2 separate regions of the Homo sapiens genome follow, and region 2 is linked to region 1. The links are chromatin loops, found by intact Hi-C in ENCODE. Cell type or tissue: CD14-positive monocyte. All regions are shown on one strand. Each heading gives the region's core, and the rest is flanking DNA. Links, peaks and the distances in the headings are about the cores only. Region 1 overlaps LINC01619 (long intergenic non-protein coding RNA 1619). Region 2 overlaps LINC01619 (long intergenic non-protein coding RNA 1619).

Region 1 (15,965 bases), core at 2,769-10,768:
CTGAATAAAAGTATTTGAGGAACTTCTGTAAATAACTTTGAGAAATGATACCATAATTTCACTGGGCTTTGAAAAAAGTGCTACACTGTGGAATAATGAGTTTTATTGTAGTACATTAAGTCACTGATTCTCAACTGGGAGTGATTTTGCTCCTCTGTCTCCTTCCCCCAAGAAGACATTGGTAATGTCTGAAGACACCTATGATTGTCACAACTTGGGATATGAGACATCTAGTGAGTAGAGACCAGAGAGACACCATTAACCATGTGATAGCACACAGAACAGTCTCCCTACAACAAATAATTATCTAGGCCTGCATAAAATGTTGAATCAAAGCTCTTGTAGTTCTTCTTACCAGCATAGATTTAATCTTTCACATCAGTGTCCGGTGTTGTCAGAGTACAGAATGGGTTCCGTTTCTGGAGATTGTTAGTCTTCTGGATCCATTATTGGGGCTCAAATCCTGGCTCCTGACTTATCAGAGGTGTGACTAAATGTCTGTGTGTGAGGCCTTGAGCAAGTTGGTTAGCATTCTGTGTCTCCATTTCCTTATCTGTAAAATGAAGATAATAATAGTCCCTACCTCCCAAAGTTATTTTGAGGAAACTGTGAAGTGATGTATTTGATTATTAACAGGGTCTAGCATACCACGATCACTCAATAAACATTAAACATTATTATTATTTCCTGCTGCCAAGTCTTGCTTACTGAAATCAAGACTGGTAACTATCAGAAGATTTGGGTGGAGATCATCAACATTAGCATACCCTGTCCCACAAATTCATTTTGGATCCTTCATCAGCTAGTGGCAGCAAGTATTTATGGACTGCCCAAATGTATTTACGAAGAGCCTGTTATGTTGCAAATACTGTCTTAGATGCTTAAGATATAGCAGTGAAAATAACAGAAAAAAATTGTTCTAAGGGAGCATCTATTTGTATGAAAGAAAATAGACAAAAAATAAACAACAGTCAAAATATGTAGTTAGGTGAATGTTGGGGAGAGAAATTGGTAGTGTTGGAGGTGTAGTGTAATTTAAATAGGGTGGTGAGGAAAGACCTCAGTAAAAAGGTGACATCTGAGTAAAGACCCAAGTGAAATTAAGGAGTGAACCAAGTGGATATCTGGGGGAAGAAGTTAATAGAAGCAGTTGGCTGATTTGTGAACCAATCAGAGTTAGGTTATGGGCTGTGATTTTGTTGACTAATTGCACATGCCCCTTTCTTCCTTCCCTGGCTCTCTTCTGCTCATTTGGAAGAATTCTCTGTTTTTTTTTTTTTTCTTGTCTAGATTAGAAATTCTTTTCTCTATTCCCACAGCATTCTACTTCCTCTATCAAAATAGTTATCACACTTCATCATATAACTTGTTGAATTTTCTTTCCATGTTATTCTAGAAGGACTAAAAAGACCTTCTTGTGCCCCCAGAAATTATATCTTTGATATCCAGCACAGTTCCAGTAACCTGCCAGGCATCCTGCTGAATAGGGAGAAGGATGAAAAATATGGAGTGGACAGACCTGGTGGAAGTTTCCCCTTGAGTGCAGCAACGTGATGACCCCAGAGAAAAGCAGTAGACACATTTATCTTTGACTTGAAAATAGAGCTGATGTTTTAAAGCCTCAGTAAAGTATCTTAGCTATTTGAAATTTGCATGTGTCGTTGCACCACTGTCTGCGGCAGCTGATTCCTGAAGCATGATTCAAAGTGAATTTGAATTGCCTTTGGTATCTGCTATAAGGCTTATTAGACAGCTTTTGGGGACAGGCCTCAAAGTGAAAAAAGAAGTATAGTCCATTGCTGAGCAAGGAAGAGTATTTGAAACTGGCTTGGTTCAGAAACAGTGGCTACCTCTAAAGTGTCCTTGTCAGAGGCATGCTTAGAGTGACCAGTCATGCAGCAAAGACTTGCCTTTCAACAGCACATGTTATCTGGCAGAAGAACCCTTCATTACAAAGACAACAGCTTCCAGTGGCTTTTCCTAGAACTGTCCAGAAGCTCAGGTTTTCTCATTGAAAGATCAAGATCCTAATCTTTTATTAACTCTATGCCTATGCAGTATTTTTTTTTCTGTGATTTTTATCATGGAAAGAAAGGAATACGTCTTCTCAATATTTGGATCTTTTTCTTAGATTCCTGCCATCTTTTCAAAGCTTAATGATATGGACAGTTTAAACCCCGTTGTCATATTTGAATTTTCTATTCTCTGAGAATAGTGATTTAAGAGGCTCAACTCTCACAAGAAAAGTATCTGAGGAAATTGAGCAGAGATATGAAAAATAAATTGTCATTTGTTTACAATAAAATTCAATTCACTTTAATAAATTTTGTATTAGAAGCTGCCAAATCTAGTCTCAGCTTCCTGTTTCTCCTGCAACCTGGACACAAAAGCATTCCATTCAACCTCCCCTTCTAGTGACTGATTTTTTGCCAGGAACTCCCGGCATGCACTGCCATCTGTTCACCTCTCAGCTGTTTGAACCCACCTTCCTTCCTAAATTAATACGAGAAAGCATCTTCTCTATGTCAGTCCTTTCAGCTACTCCTTTACACAACAGCTAACTCCAACCTAATTCTAAGTATCAGGATTCATCCATAATTCTCTAAGAAGACACAACAGTAGCAAAACTGGAAAACCAAACCTATCTAAATATATGGCCCAATCAGCTGCTTAAAAACACTGCAGCTATCTTAAAGCATGTATTGCAAGCAGAATATCTGAATCCAATTAGATTATTTGATATCACACCTGAACTGAAGGACTCTCTAGAGGCAAATTGTTTTTCTGTTCTCTTCTTCAACTACTGTTGGGCCATCCAGGCCCAAGAGTTCTCAGCTCAAACGTTTTGGGGAGATAAGTTCCGAGATCAATTCAATAGCTGCCCTTTTTTTCTTTTCTTTTCTATTTGGCCTTTGGGTAGAATTAGCCACTTAATTTTTTTTTTTTTTTTTTTTTTTTGAGACAGAGTCTCACTGTGTCATCCCGGCTGGAGTGCAGTGGTGCAATCTCAGCTTACTGCAAGCTCTGCCTCCCTAGTTCATGCCATTCTCCTGCCTCGGCCTCCCGAGTAGCTGGGACCACAGGCACCTGCCACCACGCCCAGCTATTTTTTTTTTTTTGTATTTTTAGTAGAGATGGGGTTTCACCACGTTAGCCAGGATTGTCGTGATCTCCTGACCTCATGATCTGTCCACCTCGACCTCCCAAGCGCTGGGATTACAGGCGTGAGCCACTGCACCCGGCAGCCACTTTTTTTTTTAATATGAGGAGTTTCTTATAAACATATCTCTTTCGTGTTGTGTCTCTGTCAGGTTTTGGTATCAGAATAATGCTGGCCTCATAGAATGAGTTAGTGGGGACTTTTATTTTAAGGCCAGGCATGGTGGCTCATGCCTGTAATCCCAGCATTTTGGGAGGCTGAGGCAGGCAGATCACCTGAAGCCAGGAGTTCAAGACCAGCCTGGCCAACATGGCGAAACCCCATCTCTACTAAAAAATATAAAAATTAGCTGAGCATGGTGGTGGGTGCCTGTAGTCCCAGCTACTTGGGAGACTGAGGCAGGAGAATTGCTTGAGCCTGGGAGGCAGGGGTTGCAGTAAGCTGAGATCATGCCATGGCACTCCAGCCTGGGTGACAGAGCGAGACTCTGTCTCACAAAAAAAAAAAAAAAAGTGAGATCATGTCTCTTGCAGCAACACAGACAGAGTTGGAGGCCATTATCCTAAGTGAATTAATGCAGGAACAGAAAGCGAAATATTACATGTTCTCACTTATAAGTGGGACCTAAACACTGAGTACATTTGGACACAAAGAATGGAGCAACAGCCACTGGGACCTACTTGAGGGTGGGGGGGTGGGAGAAGGGTGAGGATCCAGAAAACTGCTTATTGGGTACTATGCTTATTACCTGGGTGATGAAATAAACTGTTCACCAAATCCCCGTGATACACAATTACGTACCACTGAACCTAAAATAAAAGTAAAAAAAAAAAAAGAGTCTCTTTGGAAATTAGAGAAGACAAGACTGAAGGAAAAGAAAGTGGAGGAAAAATCCAACTCTTCTTAAATATTTCTCTCTTCTCTAGAGACACTGTGCCAATAAAGATGAGAAAGGAAAGACTCGTGGTTGTAGAAACTGGCTGGGAGAAAACCTAAGTGTATTAGTTTCCTAGGGCTGCTGTAACAAAGTACATATGGTTCTTGACATAGTTTGGCTGTGTCTCCACCCACCCAAATCTCATCTTGATTTGTGGCTTCCATAATCCCCACGTGTTGTAGGAGGGACCTGGTGGGAGATAATTGAATCATGGGGGCAGTTTCCCTCATATTGTTCTCATGGTAGTGAATGAGTCTCACAAGATCTCATGGTTTTATAAGGGAAAACCCCTTTCACTTGGTTCTGATTCTGTCTTGCTGCCTCCATGTAAAACGTGCATTTCACCATCCGCCATGATTGTGAGGCCTCCCCAGCCACGTGGAACTATAAGTCCATTAAGTTTCTTTTACTTTATAAATTACCTAGTCTCGGGCATGTCTTCATCAGCAGTGTGAAAACGGATTAATACAATTCCCAACATATTATGGTTCCACTTGCAATTTTTCAACTTTATGATGGTGCAAAAGTGACACATTAAGTATCTACATCTGGATAAATCCTTTATAATTTGAAAATATTGTGACATAACCCCATCCTAAGTTGAGGGGCATCTGTGCTACAAACTGGGTGGCTTAAACAACAGAAATGTATTGACTTACAGTTCCGGTGGCTAGAAGTCCAAGAGCAAGGTGCTGGCAGATTTGGTTCCTTCTGAAGCCTGTAAGGGAGAATCTGTTTCATGTCTCTTTCCTAGCTCCTGGGGATTTTCTGTCGATCTTCGGGATTCTTTGGCTTTAGATGCGTCACCCCAATTTCTGCATTGATATCCACATCACATTCTCCCTGTGTGTGTGTATCTTCTTCTGTGTGCAAATTTCCCCCTTTTAATAAGGACACAGTCCACAGTCCTATTGGATTAGGGCACTCCTTAATGACCCCATGTTAACCTGATCATTAGCAAAGACCCTATTTTCAAGTAAAGTTACATTTGCAGGTATTGGGAGTTAGCATGTCAACAACTTTTAGGGGGAAATAATTCAATGCATAACACTAGGATTGACTGGAGCTGAATAAGGCCATTGTCTTCTTTCTGAATTCAAACTTGAATAATGGAGGAGGTTTCAGGCTGCTTAGTTGTATAGATTGCAGCATGAATGTCTTTCGTTGCTTAGCATTCTCATCAATCCACCAAGGCATATTCTGGCTCTCTTCTACATGTCTTACATTGCACTGTTTCTTATATACATTTTGAAAAATTATTTTGTTGCTATCAGTGTAATTTTTTCCTAGAAAATGGCTACATATGGGATGTGGAAAAGATAAACAAAATAAAACCCAATTTTAAGCACAAGAAATTGATCCAACTCTTTTTTTTTTTTTTTTTTTTTTTTTTTGAGACGGAGTCTCGCTCTGTCGCCCAGGCTGAAGTGCAGTGGCGGGATCTCGGCTCACTGCAAGCTCCGCCTCCCGGGTTCACGCCATTCTCCTGCCTCAGCCTCCCAAGTAGCTGGGACTACAGGCGCCCGCCACTACGCCCGGCTAATTTTTTGTATTTTTAGTAGAGACGGGGTTTCACCGTTTTAGCCGGGATGGTCTCGATCTCCTGACCTCGTGATCCGCCCGCCTCGGCCTCCCAAAGTGCTGGGATTACAGGCGTGAGCCACCGCGCCCGGCCGATCCAACTCTTATAGTACTTGTGAGTGTAGAAAATAAGAGTTGCTTTGGGTCTTCACTGGCTATTTTTCCAGAGTTTCCCTACCCGCTGTCATGCACACATCTACAAGACGCTAAAGCACTCATATGCATGCACATGCAGAAACTCATACATATACATAAAAGTGTAGTTTTCCAACAGAAGTTCTTACATTGGCTCTAGACAAGACTACTTGAGCATTGGCTCCAATTCCTCCTATATGGCAGTAACTCCCTTCATATTTCATTTGTTTTTAATCTAAAAAACAATTATTACCTCCTACTGGCAGATGACTGTCTATTAAATGCCCAACCTCCTGTATGCCAGCAGTAGAGCAAGAACAAGATAAATTGCTACTGGTTTCCCCAGGAGAAAATCTACTTTATCTCAAACAGCTGAATTGCCAGGTGGAGTTGAGTAAACTGTGGGGTTGCAACACAGTTGAGGCACAAAGTTCACCACTAACGTAAAACAGCCAACTCAGTTCTGCTTTTTAATGTCTTCTAAACTGACGGAACTGAGCAATATAAACAAGAGTGAAGCAATAGCCTCAGGGGTTGTCATTAGACAACTAATGAGCGAACAGCTATTTTATCATGTTTATGTGAAGAATACAATTTTATCTACTTGCCCCCCAAATTTACGGGGAAATAAAGGCCAAGAAGAGAAAAACTTTGCGGAAATTATTAGAGAAATATTGTTTATTTCCTGCTAGGTCAAATGATTCATAGTCTTATAGAGTTAGAAAGACCTTTTAGAGAGCAACTAATTCCAACTCCTTGTTTTCTTAGGTAAGAACACAGGAACTTGGGTAAATTAAATGGCATGAAGCCGGTTTAATGCAAAGTTTAGAGAGTTTTGGATTTAAGTCTCTTTGTATAATGGAGATAAAAATACATAGGTTATATGTTTTTATGAGGATTAAGTGAGAGAACACAGAGTTCCCAACTTGTCATATTGTGAGTTACCTTCCCTCCTTTGACCAGGGTCACCTAGCTAATTAGTTACAGAGAAAAGATTATCTATCATTTCTTAGTTCACCATCTCACCTCTGCCCACTGTTATCTTGGGCAGGACAGGAATCCTTTCAGGACAGGATTCCTGAAATCCCCAAACAAATGAACTTTATGGTTAAACTAAAAACATATTTTCAGTTTGTTGTTTCCAACGGCCCCACTAACAACTTTTACCAGAGCTGCTAATAATTAACCGAAGGGAATGACTGGATGGAAACTTTGTTCTGGCCTCCCCAGAGTGTACCTTGCCAGAGGTGGCGTGAGAGGCAGCCAGATTAAGAGAGAGAAGGAAAAGCCAGAAGCCTGCAAAAACACACATGTGCAATTGAACATCTTGGCTCTTGGACACTCAGAGCTGCAAGACATCGAAGTGCTTTCTTAATTTGTGTATTTACAGATTCGGGACTTCATCAGGGTCCAAACTCAGAGCGGTAGACCAGTGCCCTGGGTTTTCTCAGTGGCATCTCTTGCTCAATAAATTCATTAGTGACTTTCTGTAGCCTTACCCGGATCACAATCTCTGTTTTAACACTGTGACCTTAGTAGGGGTTCTCACAAAGTGGATTTCGGAAGAGAATGGAGAGAAATGGAGTGGGGAGTCATGGTGTTTGAGCATCAAGCATTCTATTGTTGATGATCTGGTGCTTGGCATCTCTTCATAAAGGTGGAAGATCAAAGAATACTTAAATTAGATATGCAAATAGAAGGAAAAACTAGCAACCCCTAACTTCTCTCTAAAATGCTAGTGATGAAGAAATTATTTGCTATGTGCCAGTCATAGGCAGCTATCGAGGGCTGCTTTTGTGGCTCTTTCACTGTTATTTTCCATGCATGAGTTTGGATTAGGTAGAGCTGCCATGTTCTTGGAAGCTGTCTCTTTCCCAGAAAGGATTAGAATTCTGCCCCATCATTTTGTCAAAAAAGCCAGTAATTTTTCTCACCTAGTTTCAGAATAAGAGGTAAAAATGTGCTAGGGCAACATGAGTTATTAGCCTTCCAAGCCATCAAATATTCAGAGGCTGTCATAGCCACCAACAAATCCCCTGGGCCCAGAATTGTGCAGAAGGTGTTCCATGATTCCTGGTTGAACAAATGAGGGATGGAAGAGGCTACTTGTGAAGACAGTTGCCCTTGATTTAGATGACTTTCACCAACCTTGGCTAGTTGAGTAGATATATTTATGGTATCCTGTTAAATTCTTTATTTACGATATCCTGTTAGAGTCTGTCTTCTAAATCCAGACATCCAAGAAAACAAGCCAAAATTACTGAAGAAACAAATAAGATGATTGACTTAATTTCAGTTTTGCAATTGAAACTAAATGTTCTATTCTAAAGTTGTAGAGAAGTAAGTTGGACTCTCCTCTGTTGCAAACAAAGATATTAATATTCCCATCGTAGGGTTGTTGTGAGGATTGAGTTGGTACCTGTTTAGAACAGTGTCTGCCAATAGAAAGGGCTCTGTAAATGTTAGATATTTTTTATTAATTTTTATGTCATGGTTTGAGCATGCTTTTAGACTAGCTTTTCAATCTTTTTCTAATTTCTCATATAGACAAGCATATATATAGTTTTTGCATAAATGCATATATGTTATCTCACACATATAATTATATATTATTTAGAGAAGTATATTAAAACTTTTGCTTAGCTTCTACTTCCCTTTCTTTCCTCCTTTACACCCCTCTCTGCCATGTAACTCGTTTGTGACTTGATATGTACTTTTACATTTTTCCCCTTGCTCATATCATATATACACTTTTTACACTTACACACATGTATAAGGGAAGTTTTGTTATTGTTTGTTTTATGAGCATTGCATAATATATACTTTCTACATCTCTTTTTTCATGTAAAGCATAACTGTACAGAAATCTCTTATAAGTAGAAATTTAGCTCTAATGAGTCTAACTCCTTGGAACTGCTGCCTAATAATCCATGGTGTGGATGAGCTGTTACCTATTCAGACATTCCCTATTGACTGGCATTTACTTTGATCCCTGTCCCTTCTCCTTTTCTTGCTATTATAAACACTGACATTAGGTGCCCTTTTACACATGCTCTATGTAATATTGGTCTGGGAGAGTTGCCAAGGAGAGAGATTGCAGGGTTAAATGGTGCATGTATCTTCAGTTTTTTTATGTCTGCTGCGAAATGGCTTTCCAAAACAGTTTTTACAGTTAAATTTTTCTCAGCATGTATGAACATCCATTTTTCCATATACCTACCACTAATAGAGGTTATTGATCATTTCAATTTTTGCCAGTCTGATGGACATAAAAATATATATATCATTGTAACTTTAATTTACATTTCCCCGACTATGATTTAATGTGAGAATATTTTCATTTGCTTGTTGGTCATTGCCCCTATGTAAATATCCTATTTGAATTCTTTATCCTTTTTTTCCGTTATTCATTGTCTTTGCTTTTGTCAATTTGCAAAACAAAACAAAAAAACACAAAAAACCCAACTGTTGCTGATGCCACAAATATTTCCAAACCTATCATTAGTCTACTGACCTTGTTGTGGAATCTTTCTTTTAACAAAATGTTTTAAATTCTTATATGATCAAGTAAGTCTCTCTTTTCTTTTATATCTTCTCCATTTTGACAAGAAAGCCTCCTTCCACATAATAGATTGTACATATATGTATATATGATATGCTAGATTTTCTTGAAGTATTTATTTTTTACAGTTGTCTTTAATCCAGAAGGCATTTCTTTTTGTAAATGGCATAACATTGGGGTTTGTTAAAAAAATCAGTTGAGTAGCTAGTTGTGCCATAATCAATCAAATACATATATAAATATGTATGTATATATGTATTCATATATGCATGTATATTTCCATATATGTACATGGATATATCCATATGTGTGTATATGTATATCCATGTATTATGGATATGGAATATACTTTCATTGGAAAAGAGTCTGGTTCAGTTTGAGAAGAAGGTGTTGAGTATGGTGTCACAGGAACAAAATATTTGAAAGAGAGAATTTGGAAGCTAAGATTAATTTGGAATCTATAATTGCACGTAGCTTTCTTCCCCTCCGCAACAGATTCAATTCTCTCAGACTCCTGAATCAAATGTCTGGTGGAGCCCATAAGTAGTAGTAGAAGTCAGTGAAACTAAATAGAGGATCAATAATTGTATATGCACATACATATATCAATATATGTATATATGCATATATGTATGTGTGTGGAAATGTATACATGTGTATATTATACATATATAGAGAATAAACATATACATATATGGAGATTATAGATACACACATAGATTAAATATATACCATATATATGGATACACATATGATACATGTATATCTCTACATGTGTAAGGTATATACATATATATTTTTATATATATATATCTGGTATATACATATAGAGATATACACACCATACCTATGGAAATATATATATGGGGGGTGTGTGTGTGTGCACGCATATAGTAAACATATATATATATACACACACACACCATATGTATGGATGTATGGATATATATGATATACATATGTGTATCTATAATCTCCATATATGTATGTGTTTATCTTCAATACATACATATAGTCCGGGCATGGCATGGCGGCTCATACCTGTAATCCCAGCACTCTGGGAGGCTAAGGCGGGTGGATCACTTGAGGCCAAGAGTTCAAGACCAGCCTGGCCAACACGGTGAAACCCCGTCTCTACTAAAAATACAAAAATTAGCTGAACATGGTGGCACATGACTGTAATCACAGCTATTTGAGAGGCTGAAGCATGAGAATCGCTTGAACCCAGGAAGCAAAGGTTGCATTGAGCCGAGATTGTGCCACTGCACTCGGCTGGGACAACAGAATGACACTCTGTCTCAAAAAGAAAAAAAATGTATAGATATATATCTATGTATACACTTCCATATACATACATGTATGTGTGTATACATACATTCATATATATATGTGTGTATATACAATTATTGATCCTCTATTTAGTTTCACTGACTTCTGCTACTACTTATGGGCTCCACCAGCTATTTGATTCAGGAGTCTAAGAGAGACTTGAATTGGTTGTGGAGGGGAAGAAAACTCTGAGCAATTATAGATTCTAAATTAACCTTAGCTTCCAAATTCTCTCTTTCAAATATTTTGATCCTGTGACATTATACTCATCCTCAAAGTGAGCCACAGTCTTTTCCAGTGGATGCATCTCTTGTATCACTTAACATGACTAGCCATTAGAGAAGTTTCTTTGTGTTCAGTTAGATACTAGAGACTCCATGCATCTCATGACCATGCACTCTTTCTGTAGTAAGTAGCTAGAGAAAGCAGCAGGGTAGTATGTTGCTTATCAGAGAAGTTAATATATCCATCTTCTCTCCCCTCATTTCTTTTGCTCAAATGAAATTTGGTATTTTGATAACTAAGACACAATTTTACTTATATCTATATTTTGATAACTGGACACACTTTTACTTACATCTATACTAAAATTTGAATATCAGTTATGGGGATTTGCTAGCAATTATGCCAACAAAATAGTAGAATGACATCCATGCATATCAAAAAAGCACAACTGACATATTTAGAAACATCTCCTATTAATCCAGGTTCATTTCAACCTGAATTCTATTTAAAGTCATGAAAAAAAAGCAAGACACAACAATTATTTAATCCGAAATGTGATGTACAGTAATGATTCTCTTTCATCCTAGGACAACACATTTCATACGTGTAAGTGACTAAAGGGCAATGACTCTTTATGGATTTTCCCTTTGGTGACCTTTACAAAAAGTCTAAGGTAAAGTTCTAACTCAGTTCATTCTACCTCCCCCTCACTGCTCTAAAAGAAGTATTGGGGAGGTGTCATTTCTACAAATCAAGTTCTGACTCAGTGCCAAAAAATTTTTAAGGAACAGAATTCTATATGCAGATTGCCTAGCCCAAGACAACTTTATAGTCACCAGGACATTTTTTTTGGAGGTGGGAGGGTGCAGTTCTCTGTTAAATTTTATTATTACATAAAACATAGCCTCTTCTCTTTTTTTTTCTGTACTTGAAAAAGCAGAAACTTTTTGTCATCACATAAACTTATGGAGTCATAGAATCTTAGGATTGTAAGGGACATTATAATGTAGTCAACATTAGAAATCAGCTACTTTAAACTCTTGCTAAATGCTCCCACTCCCCAACTCTGCTGTATTTTTTTTTCCTTTAGCTGAGAATTGATTTAAGGGAATGCAAGATTCTGTGAATGCCTGAACTCTGTTTCATGTCCTACTTCTGTCTTCCTCTGCAATTTGTTTAAATGACTTTGCCAGGAGGACTTTCCAGAGGTGGGGTTTTGTTCTTGAACTCATGTGAGAACACATTCGTGCCCTACATTCTGAGGGGAGGTGATCTCGGCGGGGATTTTTTTGCTCATGGAAGAAAAATATATGAGCGCATTTTTTTCTACTGGGCACAGCTGGTAGTTCCCTACTGACTGGTGTTTGTTTTGAAGTCACGTGGCAAAGGGGGTTTCTGCCAATGTTTACTCATTACACATTCAAATATGACACCCTGACGCCCATTCACAGTAGAACTTCAATGTTGCTATCCAATTCTCTTGCCAGAAACGGAAAGTTTATTCCCAGAGTGAAAGTTGCTCTCTTCGCAAATGCAGAGGGTTTAGTGCTCAACAGTGATAGTTGAGAATTGTTGGTTTTTAAATATTAAATTTATTGAATTATTTAATTTTTACATGATTTAAGTGGACTGCTTGGCTCATTATACCTAAAATAATTCTTAGTCAGTACCGCATTTATTAAAGAATAACTTTATGCTACAAGGAAGGGAGGCTGACAACCACTTTATACATTACTACCCTGATATAACTGAAATAATTTTATGCCTATTTGGGGCCCCTCCCTGTGAAAGGATGATACACACCTGCCATATTGCATGTGGGCAATGCTGTGACTTGCTTTGGCCAATGAAATAAGGGTGAAAGCCACTTTCTATCAGAAGCCCTAGAAGCCAGTGTGAGGTCCATCAATTGCACTTTTCACACTGCCACATTACTGGCAATGATCCAGATAGAGGCTGTTCTGTCCGCTAAGTCCTGGAGTAAACACAAAGCAGACCAAACCCACAGCAGACAAGGAACATGAACAAGAAATCAATCTTTATTATAGTGAGCTCCTGAGATCTGAAGGCCATTTATTACTGCAATACAATCTAATACAACCTAGCTCATTCTGACCAATGAAGATTGTACATTGGAAAGAGCAGAAAGATCCTAAGATAAATCCTGGTTCTGCCATTAAATAATGATGTGAACTTGGACATTTGGAAAGTACCAATGACTTTGACAACTTGAACCTCAGTTTCCTCTTGTGAGAAATGGACATAATAACCATTCCCTTCCTGATCATACAGAATGGTATGGGGCTAAAATCTCATCATTTATGTTGTAAATAGTACACTGGAAAGAACTATTGCCTATATAAAAGTAAGGCACTAAAATTATAATTTCCTTTTTTAGTGAGTCGCGTGTACTGATCTTCACCTCTTTTCAACTTTCTAGTAAATAGATGTTCTGAAGTGTATCCTCGTTATAAAGTTTTAGAAGTAATCAAACACAGATAGTCATACTTTCCCGAGAATGGCACTCCTGACTATAGTGGACCATTCTTTTTTAAAAATCTAGCTTTGAGATGAATGGATACACGTGGAGTGCTGCTGAGACATATGGACACTTGCCTGGCCAGGCCAATCTGCCCGATTATCTTTTCTGAGCCATGAGCATATCATGTTCTGGCCAAACTGCTTTTGCATTCTGAAAGAACATTGTAACAGACAGAGAATACTGTTATTTATTTTACCAGGAAGAATTAGATAGTGAAAAGAGCATTAGCTTTAGAAACAGGCAGACTCAGCCCATAGTAGTCACTCAATAAATATTTGTTGAATAAATAAACAATCAGTTCAAATCTCACCAACGATTTCTAACTGTGTGGTCTTGTGCAAGATATTTAACCTCTCTGAGTGTCAATTTTATTATAATTCCTACCTTAAAAAGCTTTTTTTCTTTAAAGATTAAGGAAATGGTAGATGTACAAGGTCTATCAAAGTACCTAGTACAGATTGAATAAATGTGAACCTTTAGTTAATTAGCCATGTTCTTTTCTGGAGTGGGTGACCAATTTATAGAAAAAAAAGTGGGCTTTAGGGCTTGTTTGCAGGGCTTCATTGGTGAATGAAGTCTCTAGATTCCTTCTGAAAAAATCAATAGCATTTTGACAAGACTATACCTTCTTTGCCACAGAAGCAATACTATGTAAGTGCACCCGAGGAAAGCATTTCAAATGCTTTTGATGCACAAAAGCTTCAAGGACTCTGCCTTTGAAAAGTTTTCCTAACAAAAGGAACCACACAGCCTCCCACTGCCTGGTTTCTAGATTGGTTTTCCATCTCCTCTCAACCATACTGCCTTTATCTCTCAGTTCCTGTATCTGCCTCTTTAATATACTTGCAGGTGCTTGAAAGACCCTTCTGCAGGTGTTTCTTAGTATCAAACTTAGGAATTTATATGAGCAACAAAAAGATAGATGGCAAACTTTTAACTGATCTGCATCAACAAAGGAAGAAGAGAAGAAGCATTGGCCGGAAGCCTATTATATACATGCTGCTTTTCCAGATATTTATCATTTCATTTAATCCTCACAGCAGCTCTGCGAGATACATGACTTTATTTATTTATTTTTGCTGTGGTGATTTTAAAATGAGGATAACAAAATACAAAGAAGTTTAGGAATTTGTTCAAGGTCACATAACTAGTAAGTGGCATAGCTAGGAGTTGAATGCCAGTCTGTTTTTTTTCCAAAACCATGTTCTTTTCCTCACATTACCCTTCCTCACTGTTTACGGACTATTCACTACCTCAATGCATGATGCAACAAAGACGTCTGACAGCTTGCTGTGTTGTGGAGAGAGCCTTCAGAGCCAGGGGACCTGGGTTCTTGCACTGATAATGTCATTTACTAATTATGTGGCCTTGGGCAGATTACTTATCATCTCTGAGCTGCAAGTGCTTCATTAGTAAAAAGAGAAAAATTACCTCTTTCAAGGCAATGTCATTGTGAGGACGAGAGACAGTATATGTAGAGTGCCTGGCATAGGGTAGACATTCAATTAATGGAAGTTACTGATATTATTATTATTGTTACCCTTAATAAAGAATCCCTGAATAGGATGACGAATTCTACATAGCTGTACCTAATAAGTGTCCAATGGGTGAAACAGATATGAGTATTTGAAAGGAGGTGCAAGCAGGGAGATTGTTTTCTTGTTAGAGTAAAGTAACTGGGACAAGACTGAAACTTAATCACTAGACACTGTAAAGTCCACCAGGGCAGAGATTGGGCCTGCATTTCTTTTTCTTAGCATTGTCTTTCTAGGACCTAGGACAATGGGTAGCAAGCACAAAGTAGGTGTTCAATAAGAGTGTGTTGATTGAATGAAGGGAAGTTTGCTCTTAAAAGATGGATTTTGAAGGAGTATAAAGGAGGCTGAAGGGAATGCAAAAGGTGACTTAAAAAGGTAGGGTGGTGATATGGTTTGGCTGTGTCACCACCCAAATCTCATCTTGAATTCCCATGTGTTGTGGGAGGTACCCAGTGGGAGGTAATTTAATCATGGGGGCAGGTCTTTCCTGTGCTGTTCTCGTGATAGTGATAAGTCTCATGAGATCTGATGATTTTATAAAAGGGAGTTTCCCTGCACAACCTCTCTTACTTTGTCTGCTGCCATGTGAGCTGTGCCTTTCACCTTCCACCATGATTGTGAAGCCTTCCCAGACATGTGACACAGTAAGTACTTTAAACCTCTTTACTTTGTAAATTGCCCAGTCTCGGGTATGTCTTTATCAGCAGCGTGAAAATGGACTAATACAGGTGGTCAGAAAACATAGCATTTATAGGAGACAAAAGTGAAACAGTATGGCTGGAGAAAAGATATGGTTGTACAAGTAAATTGGGGGTCATGGAAAATGGGAGTTTCAAATACAGCCTGCCAAGTGTGCGAAGGAAGCCTAATTCAACAATCCATCAATGCAGAGACCAACGTTTGTCCTTATTATAAATTAATTATAGTACTAACTCATCTACTTATTGTGGGAATTA
Region 2 (15,965 bases), core at 2,564-10,563, 52 kb before region 1:
GGATTTTTTTTTTTGAGACAGGGTCTCACTCTATCGCCAGGCTGGAGTGCAGTGGCGCGATCTCAGCTCACTGCAACTTCCAACTCCTGGGTTCAAGCAATTCTTCTGCTTCAGCCTCCCGAGTGACTGGGACTACAGGCGTGTGCCACCACACCCAGCTAATTTTTTGTATTTTTAGTAGAGACGGGGTTTCACCGTGTTAGCCAGGATGGTCTTCATCTTCTGACCTTGTGATCCACCTACCTCTGCCTCCCAAAGTGCTAAGATTACAGGTGCGAGCCACCACGCCCAGCCAAATTGTTAGGATTTTTTAATGCTTTGGTGATTTGTGGATCCAGGCTCAGGTCCTTTGTTCCTTACCCTCCCAACTTCCCCTCTCCTTTTTATCCCATCGCCCCTTCCTTCTCCCTTCCCCCTCCCTCCATGCAGTCTTCTCTCTCCTCCCCTCCTTTCCCTTCCCTTCTCTTTGTGTCTCAGTAGACCAAAGCGGATGTTGCCTCTCTCTGCTATTAGGGAAGGAAAAACAGTGTTTTTTCTTTCTTTCTGCAGTCCTTTTTTTGTGGGTAAGGTTGCAGAGAAAGATAAAATAATGAAGAACAGAGAAGACAGATGAAGTCTTCAGGATAGGCAGAAAGACTAGGGAAAAGAACCCTGCATTTGCTTAGACACCGAGAGAGAGAGCCAGAGGGCCAGGAGATCTAGGCACAGGTTCTGGAATCAAACATTTCCTGGTTGGATCCCAGTTCAAACACTGGCAGTAGTGCCAAGAGGCAAAGCACTTCATCCATTTTGACTCCCAGTTCCTTTGCCTTTAAAATGGAGTCATAATATATTCATTCTTCAACTCCAGATTTCAAACTCTGAAAAGAGATTTTAAAAAATCTAGGGTTGCAAAAACATTTTTGGCAGTAAAACTTGAGGTCCCCCAATGTGACCCTATTTAATGTGGTCTTCAACCTACTTTAATGTCTATCCACACATTTTACTGCAGGAAGATTAATGCATTTGAATTCCAGCTCCCATGGGAGATGATTTATGCTATAGGAACATGCTCCATATTGTCTTTCTAAAATCCAAAAAATGCTCAATTCCAGAAATACAACTGGCCCTAAGGGCTTTGGATAAGGATATCCACCTCAGAGGGTATTTGGAATCCTGAATGGGGTAATAGATGTAGGACGAGGCCCTTAGTAAGTGTTGGCTGCTGTGACCATCATGGTACTGTGGTCTTGAACACGTGCAAGTATGTCCGTCTCCAGGAGTAGCCGTGAAACTTTGTGATAGTTGTAGGATGCACACAATACCCTGTCAGTTACACATAGGCTTCTTTTATATCTGTGGTTTATATCTGTCTTGAGTATTGAAGTTGGTTCTGATTTTCTTTTTAGATGTCTCCTCATTGCCCTCTTAACTCCACTTTTTTATTTTTATTTTTTTTTGAGACAGGATCTTGCTCAATAGCCCAACCTGGAGGGCAGTGACATAATCTCAGCTCACTGCAACTTCCGCCTCCTGGATTCCAGCAATTCTCTTGCCTCAGCCTCCCAAGTAGCTGGGATTACAGGCGTGCACCGCCACCCCTGGCTAATTTTTGTATTTTTAGTAGAGATGGGTTTTCGCCATGTTGGCCAGGCTGGTCTCAAACTCCTCGCCTCAAGTGGTCCACCCGCCTTGGCCTCTCAAAGTGCTGGGATTACAGGTGTGAGCCACCATGTCTGGCCTTAAATCCACTTTGTTAACTAAGGAAAAATAGTATTATTTTCCTCACTATTCCAACTAAGGAAAGGAAAAATAGTATTATTTTCCTCACTATTCCTCTGCTCCTCTCCTTCCATCCTCCCTCCTCTTCTCCCCAGCGCTCTCTGTACCGTGTGTGTGTGTGTGTGTGTGTGTGTGTGTGTGTGTGTGTGTGTCTCAAAAGCCCTTTCCAAGCCGGGCGTGGTGGCTCACGCCTGTAATCCCAGCACTTTGGGAGGCCGAGGCGGGCGGATCACGAGGTCAGGAGATCGAGACCCTCCTAACATGGTGAAACCCCATCTCTACTAAAAATACAAAAAAAAAAAAAAATTAGTTGGGTGCTGTGGCAGATGTCTGTAGTCCCAGCTACTCGGGAGGCTGAGGCAGGAGAATGGTGTGAACCCGGGAGATGGAGTTTGCAGTGAGCTGAGATCGCACCATTGCACTCCAGCCTGGGTGACAGAGCGAGACCCCCTCTCCAAAAAAAAAAAAAAAAAAAGCCCTTTTCCTCTGATCTCAGGGAACTAGAGAGCTGGTTACTTTGGAGGCTGCAGGGCTTTTCTCTGAGAGTAGTGATTACTAGTTAAAAGATGCTAAATGTGAAACAGTTATTTCTTAGGGGCCAGGTGCTAAGAACTTCTCAACAGGGACAACTTAGTGAGGGAAATGGAAAATGAATACACACGATATAAAACTTTGGCTATAAATACAAGATGATTTGGGGGGTGGGAGCGAATGGCATTTTGTTTGGTGTTTTCTCCATTGTAAGTCCTGTTGCCTGAGGTAAGGTAAAATTCTTTTTCCTAACATAAATTTAGGAAGTTGAGTATGAAGAAGAATAAATGGGTCTAGGCTGGAAGAACTTGATTGATTGAAATAAAAAAATTAAAGGCTTTTTGTCCCACAGTGATAATCAAAACATCCTTCTATTATTTAAAAAACAAATCTTGATGTCTAGTATAAAAAAAAAAAAAGAACAAACTGGCTGCAAGTTGTGAATTCATTTTGCCTGTCTGTGCCAGTTTTCCAAACTGGCAGAAGGGAGACTTTATTTCTGAGTATGTACTCCATTAAATATTTCAAGTTGTTAGAAGTATTCTTGGTTTTTGTTGTGTTTTATTTTGATGTTAAGATGGGTTCTCAGACCCTAGCCTAAGATCTGGATTTCTGTGTTGTCTTCATGACAAAAAAAAAAAAACAAAAAAAAACCAAAGACAACAAATGGAATAAACCATTGTAAGTAAAAAGGAGATGTAAACAGAGCACTGAGAACCTTACTTTTTTTTTTTTTTTGAGACAGAGTCTCGCTCTGTCGCCCAGGCTGGAGTGCAGTGGGGCAATCTTGGCTCACTGCAAGCTCTGCCTCCCGGGTTCATGCCATTCTCCTGCCTCAGCCTCCCGAGTAGCTGAGACTACAGGTGCCCACCACCACGCCTAGCTAATTTTTTTGTATTTTTAGTAGAGACGGGGTTTCACTGTGTTAGCCAGGATGGTCTCGATCCCCTGACCTTGTGATCCGCCCGCCTCAGTCTCCCAAAGTGCTGGGATTACAGGCATGACGCACCGCACCCGGCCGAGAACCTTACTTTTAATACAATTTTATGTTTACTTTGTCTACTCAGCCACTAGTCGGTTCTTGCTGACGTTATTTCAAAGGCTGAAGAAATAAATTTGTCTTGCCCACAATTACTATGATTCTTTGTTTTTGTTTTTTTAATAGAATCCACACTTTCCTCTTTATTTGTAATGGGTTTCTTGGTTCTACATGACACACAGCACCCCTTCCCAATCATGTTGCCTCAAGAAAGAAATAGAGAATATGTAGAAAATTAAAGCACTTACATTTGGAGTTGAAAGAAAAGAAGGCAATTGCAAAAGATCTCTCCTTATTCTGTAATGGAAGAGTGCAAATAAGCACATTTTTCCTGTCCTTCTCTAAGATGCTCCTGGCCCACACAATGCGCTTGAGAATAAATCAGTAATTCTCTATCATCAGCACTGCATTTACTCAGTCTCTAGGTATGGCACCTCAACAATGAGCAAAGTCTGAGCTTCCTCTCAAACAAAATTGAATTTAATACGTTTTTGTCTCTAAGATTCCTTTCTGAATTTTGAATTTCTTCTTTTTTTCAATCTGGTTGTTTTAATTTTGATTTTAGTTTGAAGGTAAATGTGGCTCCTGTGTCTTCTCTCTTATACCCAAAACATGTACATGGTAACTTTCTGAAGAACATGGGAAAAAATGGCTCCTTGTTGAGGGATGTGTTCAATAGAAAAAGAAGCCTGGACATGGAAAGATTCTATAAATGAAAGGATCTGGAGGATCTCTTTAAAGGAGCCTGTGAGGTTTTTAAACTTTATTTTAAGCTATTGTGAGCCTATGTTAGCCAGTCCAGGAACATTCATTGTAACTAAACCTCTTTTCCTTTTTTTTTTAAATTTGTTTTAATTCCCTTTTTATTTCTTCCTTCTTTTTCTTTTGGAGATGGAGTCTCACTCTGTCTCCCAGGCTGGAGTGCGGTGGCACGATTTTCACTCACTGCAATCTCTGCCTCCCAGGCTCAAGCATTCCTCCAGCCTCAGCCTCTTGAATAGCTGGGACTACAGGTGTCACCACCATGCCCCAGCTAATTTTATGTATTTTTGGTAGAGACAGTTGCCCAGGCTGTCCTTGAACTCCTGAACTCAAGCAATCCTCCTGCCATGGCTTCCCAAATTGCTGAGATTATAGGTGTGAACCACCACGCCTGACCCCTTTCCTTTCTTTTTAAATAGGCAATCAATATCTGATTTTATGAATGTCTGCCATTGTGCATGATTCAGCTAAGTAAGCCCTAATGAGAATTCAAAGGTTATGACGACTTAGTCATAGGAGTCTATAATCTAATGCAGAAAAGAGATTTACAAAGCATAACAAGGCAGTGTTTTATGTTATGATATAGGTACGGTGAAATGAGTTTAGGGAAGGAAGCCGGGGAAGGCTTCGTAGTAAAAGTGGCATTTAGTAGAACTCATGACGAGCTGAGGGATGCCAATAGTGAAAAGGCAATGATGTCAAGACTGTAAAGCTAAGGCTGTTTAGTGAATAGAGTATTCCAGTTTACCTAGAGTACAAGTTATGTGTGTAAGTAAGGCCTTGTCCTAAAAAAAAAAAAAAAAAATCAGTCTAGTGAGGAAAAAATGTAAATAAACAAATGAATGAGTACATTTTGCATTCTGAGTTATGCAGAAAGTGCTTTGCAACATAGAGGAAAAAGCCCTAACTGTTGTGGTGGTTGAGAGTTGATTGGAAAGCCTCATGGCAGGCTGAGTCTTGATAGAGCAGTACTTTGCCCAGTGGAAATAAGAAGAAAGCATATAGAAGTTCTCCTTATCCTTTGGACTTGCAATACACACAAAACTTTCTGGGGCTTTCTAAGGAAATTTTATTTCAAGATTCTGCTAGGCAATAACTCTCCTTCCTTAAATTGAAGGGTAAGGACTCTAAGTTCTGCTTTTTCTTTTCTCACTGAATTTGCTTAGGTTTTTTTTTCGTTTTTGTTTGTTTTTTTTTTTTTCACCTTTCTCACTGGTATTGATCACTTTCTCTTCCTTAGTAAAGCTCCATTTGCTTCTCTCCTAACCTGGACATTATAGGAAGCACTGATGCTGTATTAAAATTTAGAGAAAGCTCCCAGTCTGTCTTTCCCAACATCCCTTCAGTTTCAATAAGCAAAAAAAAAAAAAAAAATAGTTGTTATACAAGCATGGCAGCTGCCCTGCTGCTTTCTGTATGGTAGAGCAATATGTCCTCATGTTTGCATCAGGAAATGATGTTTCAAGTTGAGGTTCTGAAGTTTGATTGCTCAATTCTGTCACTTGCTAAATGTTTAATCTCAGGTTACCCAATCTCCCTGTGCCTCAATTTCTTCCTCTATAAAATGAAAATACAGTCATGTGCTGCATAATGATGTTTTGGCCAACAATGAACTGTGTATACAACGGTTGTCCAAGAAGATTATAATACTGTATTTTACTATACCTTTTCTATATTTCTATATGTTCAGATGCACATGCTTACCATTGTGTGACAATCGCCTACAGTATTCAATACAGTAAGCTGCTGTACAGGTGTGTAGTCTTGCAACACTAGGCTATACCATGTAGCCTAGGTGTGTAGTGTAGTAGGCTATACCATCTAGGTTTGTGTAAGCACACTCTATGATGTTCACATAACAAGAAATCTCCTACTGATAAATTTCTCAGAATGTATTCCTGTCATTAAGTGATGCATGACTGTAATGTACCTTACAGGACCATTGTGAGAATTAAATGAGATAATCCACAGAGAGCACTTAGTGCTGTGGCTGGGATGTAGTCAACATTTTAATAAATATTAGCTATTAATTATTTTTAATTTTTTGCCCAGGCTATTCAGCCCTTTCATCCTTTGGATGCTGCATGAAGATAACCTATAGTAGTTAATTTTGTCAACCTGAACTGGGCCATGGGATGCCCAGATATTTAGTTAAACATTATTTCTGGGTGTGTCTGTGAGGCTGTTTCTGCAAGAGATTAACATTTGAATTGGTGGACTGAGTAAAGCAGATGGCCCTCCTCAGTGTGGGGAGACCTCACGTTGTTCTTCCGGCCCTCATCCAATCTGTTGAGGCCTGAATAGAACAAAAAGGCAGAGGAAAGTTGAATTCTAGATCTGCCTGACTGAGCTGGGACCCATCTTCTCCTGTCCTTGGTGCTCCTGTTTCTCATGCTTTTACACTCGGACTGGAATCTACACCATTGCCTCTCCACCTTTCAGGCCTTCAAACTGTACCCCCAGCTTTTCTGGGTCTCTAGCTTGTGGACTGGATCATGGGACTTCTCTCAGCCTCCATCATTAGGTGATCTAATTCTTTATAACAATTCTCTTTATACATATATGGGCTGGGTGCAGTGGCTCACACACTTTGGGAGGCCAAGGCAGGAGAGGCCAGAAGTTTGCAACCAGCCTGGGCAACATAGTGAAATATAATCCCCACTCTACTAAAAAAAACGAACAAACAAACAAAAACAACAACAACAACAACAAAAAATCTCTCTCTCTGTCTCTATATATAGTGAGAGAGATTGTGTGTACATTATATCTATATGTAATCTCTCTCTCTCTCTCTCTCTCTCTCTCTCTCTCTCTCTATATATATATATATATATATATATATATATTCTATTGGTTCTGTTTTTCTGGAGAGCCCTGACTAATGTGTGGTTTGCAGCCAGTAGCATTGGCATAATCTGGGAGCTTATTAGGAATGCATACTCTCAGGCCCTGCCCCTGTAATTTAAACAAGATCTCTAAATGAATCATATACATATTAGAACACACAATTCCCCTACTGTCTATGAAAATTCCATGTTTATAGTGATGCTTCATCAACTAGGGAACAGCCACAGTCTCATACTACATATTAAGAGGAACATCTGTCAGTTAAACAATGATCATTTCAGCAAAGACAGAGAGTTCACATAGATCTAGCCTCGTTTCAAATGATGAAGTTACTAGGAAATAAATTATAGTATTTTAAGGCCTATTCAAGAACTCTCAGAGACATTAGACTGGAGGGCCATATCTTTACTCTGAGTACACTTGCATACCCAAAAGTAAGGGAGGTGCAGGGGAAGAGAGACCTAATCAGGCACATTTTTATTTGCCTTGCTCTCAAAAAGAGAGCAGCCTACAAGGAAACTGGGTTGGGAGAGGGGTAGGGCTAGGAGTACCTAGGAGTCAAATATCTCCTGAGAAAAGCTGACCAAACAGAGATAAGTAAGAACTCTAATAACTACTAACAAAAGGTCTTTGAGCCAAGAGCCCTCACACTGCCCTGGCTTTCTATAGAGTTAACTTGTCACCTTGAGGAGGAGAAAGACTACAATTTCCTCATGGAATTGGCAGGAGTGAGAATCCATAAATTAATTGGGAAAGTGCCTGTAGGTAACATAACCATACCTGAACTTTAGCTACTCACCACCTATCTCTACCTTCTCTTCTGTCCTTAGTTACCCGAATTACTGAAAAAAATATTGCAACCACTAAGTGTCCAGCTTTCCAGCGTAAGTTGTAAGGAACAGTAATTTAAGGGGATCAGGTAAACATTGAACAGATATGATGGTAATCCACCAATGCTGTTGGGCAAATATCAGCACCAGATGAAACTGTGTCTAATAAAAGATGAATAAGAAGTAGGAAAAATGGGACTTCCCTGAAATTCATAAAGAAAAATATAATGAAAAAAATGATGTGTAAAAGAAAGACAAATAATACATATTCAGAAGAGAATTACTTAAGGAAATAAAAATAATAGACTAAATTTCCTTTGTCCTCTCAAAGGAATTAAAGCCATGGTGAATGGAAAGGAGAGCTGGCATGCTTAAGAAATGGAAGGGGAAAATATAAACAGTTTTGAACTGCTTTAGAAGGACCAGAATCAACACTGAAAACAAATCAGAGGTAAAGAGGGTAGGCATGAGAAGAAACCACAGAGAAGGCAGTGGAAAAATACAAGGCAATGGAAGAAATTAACTAGGAACTCAGATGTGGAGAGACAAGTTGGGAATGATTTGTGTACTGGGAGATGAAAAACTAAAATGAGCTGGAGCTAAATAATGCATCAATATTTTATAAATATACTGTTATCCAAAACAAAACAAAACAAATAGCAGAAGAAGGAATGCAAGTTTTTATCCTTTATGTAAAGTTTGAAAACATTTAAACATTTATATGTGTATAACATGAGACTATAAAGCAATGGTTGAGAATAATAAACTCCAAATTCAGGAAAGTGGCTATTTCAGGAGGTTGGAGAATGGAATCTAAAATGTGTACACAGTGAACTTCAACTTCATTGGTTATGTTTTATTATTTTAAGGTAAGGTAGTGGGAACATGGATGTTCATGGTATTATTATTTATGTCTCTTTGTTTTGTGCTGGTGAGGATGTGGGAGAGCAGGATTTCTCATACTTTGCAAATGACATTGTGAGCTCTACTAAATTATTCCTGGGGCTTAGTGGGCATTTTCAAAATTTATATTCAGGACTTCCTTTATTCAGAAAAATTTTCTTCTATTATATCTTAAATTTTTATATTATAACATATTTAATTTTTATGACAATGTTTAACAAAAAGCTTTTGAAATTCTAATTGTAGTTGTATTAACTTATGTTATTACTTGGTAGGATTAACATTTTAATAATACCAAGTCATTTCATTTAGGAAAACTGTATAGGTTTACATTCATTCATATCTTAATTACATAAAACATATTTTTTGTAGGTTTTTCTTGTTAAATATATTCTAGATACTTTTTACAGTATATCCCTATCGTAAATAAGATAATTGCATATGTCTTTTTCTAAATCTATAATATTAATATAAAGAAAGTGATTAGTTTGTCTATATTTTTCTCACATATCGATACTTTGCCAGGTTTTCCTATTAGTCTTAATAGTTTTGTAGTTGCATCTCCTGGGTTTTCTAAGCACACAGTCTAAAACCTACAAATAAACATAATTTATCTTTTTATGTAAAAATGTTTATTTAGTTTTCTTACCGTATTGCATTATTCATATCCTCCAAAATAATTTTGAAAAAAAAATTGTGGTAAGAAGAATTTGTGATTTGATTCTGATTTTAGTGGCATTGGCTTTAAAATTTTACCATTTATAACATGTTTGTTGCTGTTTTTATTAAAAGTTACTTAATATATGAGGAGACTTCAAAGTGTTTTTGAAAAATGGAGTTAAAAGATAAAAGTAAAAAAAACATAGACTTTACTTCTTAACATAAGCTCCATCAAACTCAAGACAATTTTGTAAATGATGAGTCCACTCATAGAGAACTGAGGGTCCTGGGAATTTAATCATGTGAATGAAGTCTTTTTTTACGTTGTTAACTGAAGATAAATGGGTGCCCTTTACAGATTTTTCAAGATTAGGAAGCAAAATGAAGTCAAACGAATGGAGCCAAATCAGGACTGTAAGGTGGATGCCTAATGATTTCTCATTGAAACTCACAAAATTGCCCATGTTTGATGACACAAACAAGCAGGAACTCTGTCATGGTGGAGAGGAACTCTCTGGTGAAGATTTCCTGGATGTTTTTCTGCTAAAGCTCTGGCTAACTTTCTCAAAACACTCTCAAAATAAGCAGATATTGTTGTTCTTTGGCCTTCCAGAAAATGAAGCAAAATGACTTGAGCATCCAAAAAAATTGTTGCCATGACCTTTGCTTTTGACTGTTCCACATTGACTTTCACTGGACCACTTCCACTTCCTGGTAGCCATTACTTTGATTGTGCTTTGTCTTCAGGATCATACTGGTAGAGCAATGTTTTCTCTCCTGTTACAATTCTTTGAAGAAATTCTTTAAAATCTTTATCCCACGTGTTCAAAATTTCCATTGAAAACTCTGCTTTTGTCTGTAGCTGATCTGGGTGCAAAGGTTTTGGCACCCATGGAATGGAAAGTTGCTCAACTTCAAGTTTTCAGTCAAAATTTTGTAAGCTGAACCAACTGAGATGTCAATAGTGTAGGGTATTTTTTCTGCTGTTAATCGTTAGTTCTCTTCAATTAGGGCATGAACAAGATGAATTTTGTCTGGCAAATTGATGTGGATAGTCTGCTGCTGTGGGTTTCATTGTCAACATTGTCTCATCTCCTTTTTTTTTTAGAGACAGAGTTTCACAGTATTGCCCAGGTTGCACTTGAACTTCTGGGTCAACCCATCCTCCCACCTCAGCCTCTTTAGTAGGTGGGACTACAGGCACACACCATCATGCTTGGCCTCATGCCTTCTTAAAATGAATTATCCATCTGTAAACTGCTGATTTCTTTGGGGCATTGTTTCCATAAGCTTTTTGTAAAGCATCAGTGATTTCACCACTCTTCTACCCAAGCTTCACCATAAATTTGATGTTTGTTCTTACTTCAATTTTAGCAGAATTCATGTTACTCTTATAGGGGCTTTTTTCAAACTGATGTTGTCCTTACATCTTAGAACAAGTTAGTACAAGTTTATTTTGGTGCAACAAAATTTTGAAATTCATGCATGGGTTTTTTTCATAATCTGCATTTTCCGTGAACTTTTTGGAGACCCCTAGTATTTAGATTTCTTTAAAAAAGTGTCAGAATAAAACCAGAAATAAGATTATTTAGATAAATGATGTGATAATATTTTTTATTTTATTCCGAGTGTTTATTTGGAATTTTTGGTGACATATTTACTTAAAATATATCTATATTCTGGCATCGAAAGATATATTTTTAAAAAATTTACTATAATAATTATAGTTTTCTGAAACATTTCTACTTGACCATGTTATGTTACTCTTTTCATGCCTGTATGTATTCAATATGTTGATATTTTATTTAGAACATTAGCACTTATATTTGTAAGTAAATTATTTTTCTTTTTTGTGTTTTTTAAAATTAGTAAGTTTGGATATTCTTGTGTTAACTTACTAGATCATCTTAATAGTTTTTAATCACCTTTGGGAATCCAGTGTATTTTGAATAAAATGGATAAAATAGGAATTACAAATATTTTCTTAATATTCAAATTTAATTGGTGCTGGAGTTCAGAAAGAAAAAGTTCAGATAGGTAGCACAATACAGTATCTGGTCATATTTGATTTTTTGAGGTTTGGGTGGTGAGTAGCAAGAGTTCAGAAACCAAAGGATCCGTTAAAATTTTCAGAATATATTCAGCTCTTAAGTTGTATGGTGAGAGCTGAGATAGAGGGAAATACTCCCTGAACTTTTATTTGCTATTTTGAAGGTTAAATTGAATTCTGCAATGAAACTTTCTGGGTCTAGATCCTTTCTTGGTCTATGGCTTTCATGATGCTCCAACTTCTTCTTTGGTTTCTTCATGTTTTCTTTGTATTCTAAGGTCAACTTTGATTATTAATACTTTCTAAAAAATAATCCAATTCCTTTAGACTTACAAATGTATTGATATTAATTTGCACTTAATTTTCCTCAGAAATTATTTTATAATTATTTTAATATATTCTGTATCTGTAGTTATATTTCTTTTTCCAATTTCAACGTTGTAATTATTTTTTCTTTCTCTCCATCTCTATTTTTTCATATTCTAAAAATCAATATGTCTAGAGTTTTATTTCATTGTTTTTAGTTCAGGGATCTAAGCTTTACTTATTTAACATTGCTATTATTTTTGTTTGCTGCTTCATTAATTTCAGCCTTTATTAATTTTCTTCTAATAACTTAACTTTTTTCAGTTATTATGGTTATTTTTAAGTATCCTAAGTTATATACTTCATAAATTAAACATTTTTAATAACATTTAAATCTATCTTTTTTCTTATACAACTTAAAAATTCTATTTTATTAGTCTTTATATGAAGATTTTCTAGATAATTTGTAATCTCAGTTTTGATTTTATCTTAAGATAAACTAGGTTTTTAGAAGACTAGTTCTCAATATTCAAGTATTTAACTTTTTTGGTCATTTTCTTACCTCGTTTTACTAGATAAAGGCTAATTAATATCTCTACTTTTAAAAATTTATTAAGGTGGGCATAAAACAAAAATTTATTAATTCAATACAAGTTGTTGAGGGCCTACAATGTTCAAAGCACTGTTCTCAGTGCAGAGGATACAGAAGTAAACAAAACAGGCAACTAAGTTTGCCTTATTCTTTTATGGAGCTTACATTTTCATGGAAGTGTATAGACAATAAACAAACAAAAATTAATCTTCATTTCTTTATAGTAATGCAATAAATAAAAAAATAAATCTTCGAAAATGGAATGTTGTCTGGTGACAAATACTATGGAGAAAAATTAAGCAGGCAGGAAGATGGGAGTGTTGTAATACTGTAGGGGGAGAGGTGATTAGTTGTAATTTTAAATGAGATCGTCAGGGAAGGTCTTACGGACATTTGGGTAAAGACCTAAAGGAAGTAAGAAAATGAGTTGTGAAGGTGTCTAGAGAAAGGGAATTGCAGGCAGATGGAACAGCAAGTGAGAATACTGAGAGGTAGAATAGAAAATACTGATAGGTGATTTCAAATTTAGGTTGGGTCAGAGAAGCTCTGTCTGAGAAATTGACTTTTTAGTTAAGATTGAGGAACTAGCACTTCAAGCAGCAGGAATAGCAAATTTTCATCAATCATACTAAAGGACAGACTGACGTACATTCCTTTTGTCTCTGTAGAAACTTATATAACAAAATGGTTGTTAAACAGACAATCAAAGATGTAGTCAAAAAATGCACTAAATAAGGTATGTTAGGCACTGAATTAATGCCTAACAGCAATGCTTCTTTTGATTTTGTGATGTTTGTGATTTTGCCAACTTTTTAAAATTTATAATTTTTGAGATGTCTTTTGTCATTCTAAATAAATACTCATTACACATTTTTCAGCCTAGTTTTAAAAACATAGTTTTATATGTTCCTTAAGATGTGCTTTCCACTCTCAAACTATGAAAATTTTAGGTCACAGGGATCTTGGATATATCCCTGAACAAAGTATATGCTGCAAGTCAAGTGGGGAAAGGGTTTCCAAGAGGAGGGATGATCAATGAATGTATTAAGTGATGCTAATAGGTCAAGTAGGGTAAGGCTGGAGAAGTGCTCAGGTGTAGCAACATACGGTCGTTAGTGATAGAGACAAGAGCAGTTTCTGCCAATGATGGCAGAAGAAGCCTGCTTGGAGTTAGTTCATGTGAGAATGAAAGAATTTGGGGTAGGGAGTGTGGACAATTCTGCTCTAAAGAGATAAAAAGAAATAGATGGTAGCTGAAAATGAGATGGAGTTAGGAGAGTTTTTCATTTTTTTAATGATAGGAGAAACATCATGTTCATATGAGAAAGAGGCAGTGGGTGGAAATTTGATGAGGAAAAGTAGAATTTTTTCCCTTTTTCTTTACATTGTATTACTTATGTTCTCTATATCCTTATTTATTTTTATCTATTTGACTTACTAAATTGTGATATAAAATTCCCAGGCTGGGTGCAATGACTCACACTTATAATCCTAGCACTTTGGGAGGCCAAGAGGAGAGGACTGCTTGAGCTCAGGAGTTTAAGACCAGCTTGGGCAACATAGTGAGACCCCGTCTCCATAAAAGGAATTAAGTTTTAATAAAACAATAATTAAGACAAATTAAAAAACTTAAATTCTGATATAAAATTCCCCATCATGACTGTGATTTTTTTAAAGGTTATACGTGTCTTTGTTACAGTTTTGTTTCATGTATTTTACTGCTGTAGATTTTGGTCTACAAGAATTCATGAATTATATTTTTAGATTTCATAATATGCCTCTTTTTCCTGCTTAATGATATTGATCTTGAATTCTTATCTGATTTTGATTTTGACATTTCTGCTTTCTGTTTGCATATATTTACGTGGTGTAATTTTCCATGTGCCTTTATTTTAAAACTTCCTTTGTCATTTGGTTTTAGGCATGTTTCTTGAATATAGTAATAAGCTGGTGTATCCATTAGGATAATTTGGGTTGCAAATAATGCACAAGGGTTTAAAAAATGAAGTGAGATATGTTTGCTTTTATAAAGTTCTAGGACAGATCTAGTCCAGGCATGGTTTGTGTGTTGTGACTTGATTTCTCTCTATTATTTCAGCTTTCATTTCCTGGTGTGTTGTGCAGCTTCTCTCGTGGCAGCAAAATGGCCACAGAGGTTTGATTCCAGGCCTTTCATGTGTTTACACCTTACAGTCCAGCAGAAGAAAGAGCTCCTCTTCTGAAAACCTTGAAAGCTCTTGAATCTTATGTCTAATCCCCCAACAAATCACTATGATGGCATGCCATACCACACTGAGTCTGGGTCTGTGCTACTTATCCTTGAACCAATCACTTTGGTGAGGGGATCGGTATTATGATAAATGGTTAGTTTATGTAAATTAAGGCTGAAGCCTAAAATTGAAGCTTGAGATTCATTCCCACTCAAGTTAATGTGCTATTATTCGAAGGAACAGAGTAAGTACTATAAATATTGGAAAGAAGTTAGCACATTTCTCACTGCTGGAAAACCATACAATTCCATATCTTCAAAAGCCAAATGGATCAACTCATAAAGTATATCAGAAATAATCAGAAATAAGTAAGATTATTTTTACAAGATTAATAATGGAAAAAATTCAATCATTTTTATATAAAAATAACCAATTAGAAAATATAATTAAAGGAACTATTTCATTTATTAGATATAAAATATACTGAAATAAATTTATTAAGAAACATGCACTATTTATATGAAAATACATGCAGTTTCACTGAGAGATCTAAGATGTTTCTAGCTAAAAGAGCTCAACATTATAAAGATATGTGTTCTCCTTAAATTTGTTTCTAAAATTATTGCAATCCTAATCAAAATCACAATGATTTTCTTTTTTGGGGAGGTAGATCTGGCTGGGGGAGGTAGATCTGGCTGTCAAGACAAAGGTTTTAAAGTCTATATGATAAAACTAATTATGCTAGGCTAGCCCCGAAAAACCAAACAGACAAGCCCAGGCATCATGGGCCTGTGTGAAAGAAAGAAGCTTTTGCTGACTGTATATATAAAACATAATATAATATAAAGCTATAGTAATTAAAAACAATGGAATACTGGTACAAAAATAAATAAATAGAACAGAACAGGAAATTCAGAAAAAAACCAAAGTAATATAAAAGTGGCTTAGCATATTAATGGAACTGGTTCTATGGTATTTATTTTAGACTTCAATAAGCCATGTGTCTAAAACAAATGAGTGTAATAATCTCTAAGGTAACAATAAAATGAAATAAAATAATGTATAGCTACCAAGTTAATAGAAGGTAAAAAATGGAATCATAAAAAAAGAAAGAAAAAATAATATAGACAGATAGTATAGATAAAAAGCAAATAGCAAAGTCATAGACCTAAGTGCATTAATAATAATTATATTAAAGTAAATGGGCTAAATCCTTAATGCAACTAAAAGACCAATACTGTCAGACTAGATTAAAATAAAAACAAACAAGAACTAACTGTATGTTGTTTATAAGAAAAATACCTAACATATACTGAAGAGGTTGAATATAAAAAGATGGAAAATTCTATCATGCAAAAACTAACCAAAAGAAAGCTGTGATGGCTGTATTATTAAAAGTAAGTTTATGAAAAGTGGAGAGGAAATAGTTAGTGGGAGGAGGAGAAGAGGGAGAGCAGGAAAACAGTATAAGTAA

What was found. Hi-C counts contacts between places; a loop is a spot of excess contacts. Peaks named below come from ENCODE experiments on the same cell type or tissue, not always from the same donor. Only the 100,000 strongest peaks of a DNase experiment are listed, where the experiment ranks them.
Region 2: a loop joins it to region 1, with 2.3 times the contacts of the local background. A loop is called at or near these places in 34 of 110 quality-filtered maps.

The regions. Positions count from the first base shown.
Region 1 is chr12:92,061,547-92,077,511 of GRCh38, reverse strand. All of the region lies in intron 1 of LINC01619 (long intergenic non-protein coding RNA 1619), which reads left to right. Among named protein-coding and RNA genes, the nearest start is that of LINC01619, 73 kb to the left of the region's middle. In CD14-positive monocyte, for the core only: no CTCF peak of the experiment used is centred there; a DNase peak (open chromatin) is centred at 6,271; H3K4me3 peaks cover 2,833 bases; H3K27ac peaks cover 4,698 bases.
Region 2 is chr12:92,113,535-92,129,499 of GRCh38, reverse strand. The region is part of intron 1 of LINC01619 (long intergenic non-protein coding RNA 1619); the gene reads left to right. Among named protein-coding and RNA genes, the nearest start is that of LINC01619, 21 kb to the left of the region's middle. In CD14-positive monocyte, for the core only: no CTCF peak of the experiment used is centred there; DNase peaks (open chromatin) are centred at 4,669, 5,149 and 5,569; H3K4me3 peaks cover 3,246 bases; H3K27ac peaks cover 3,892 bases.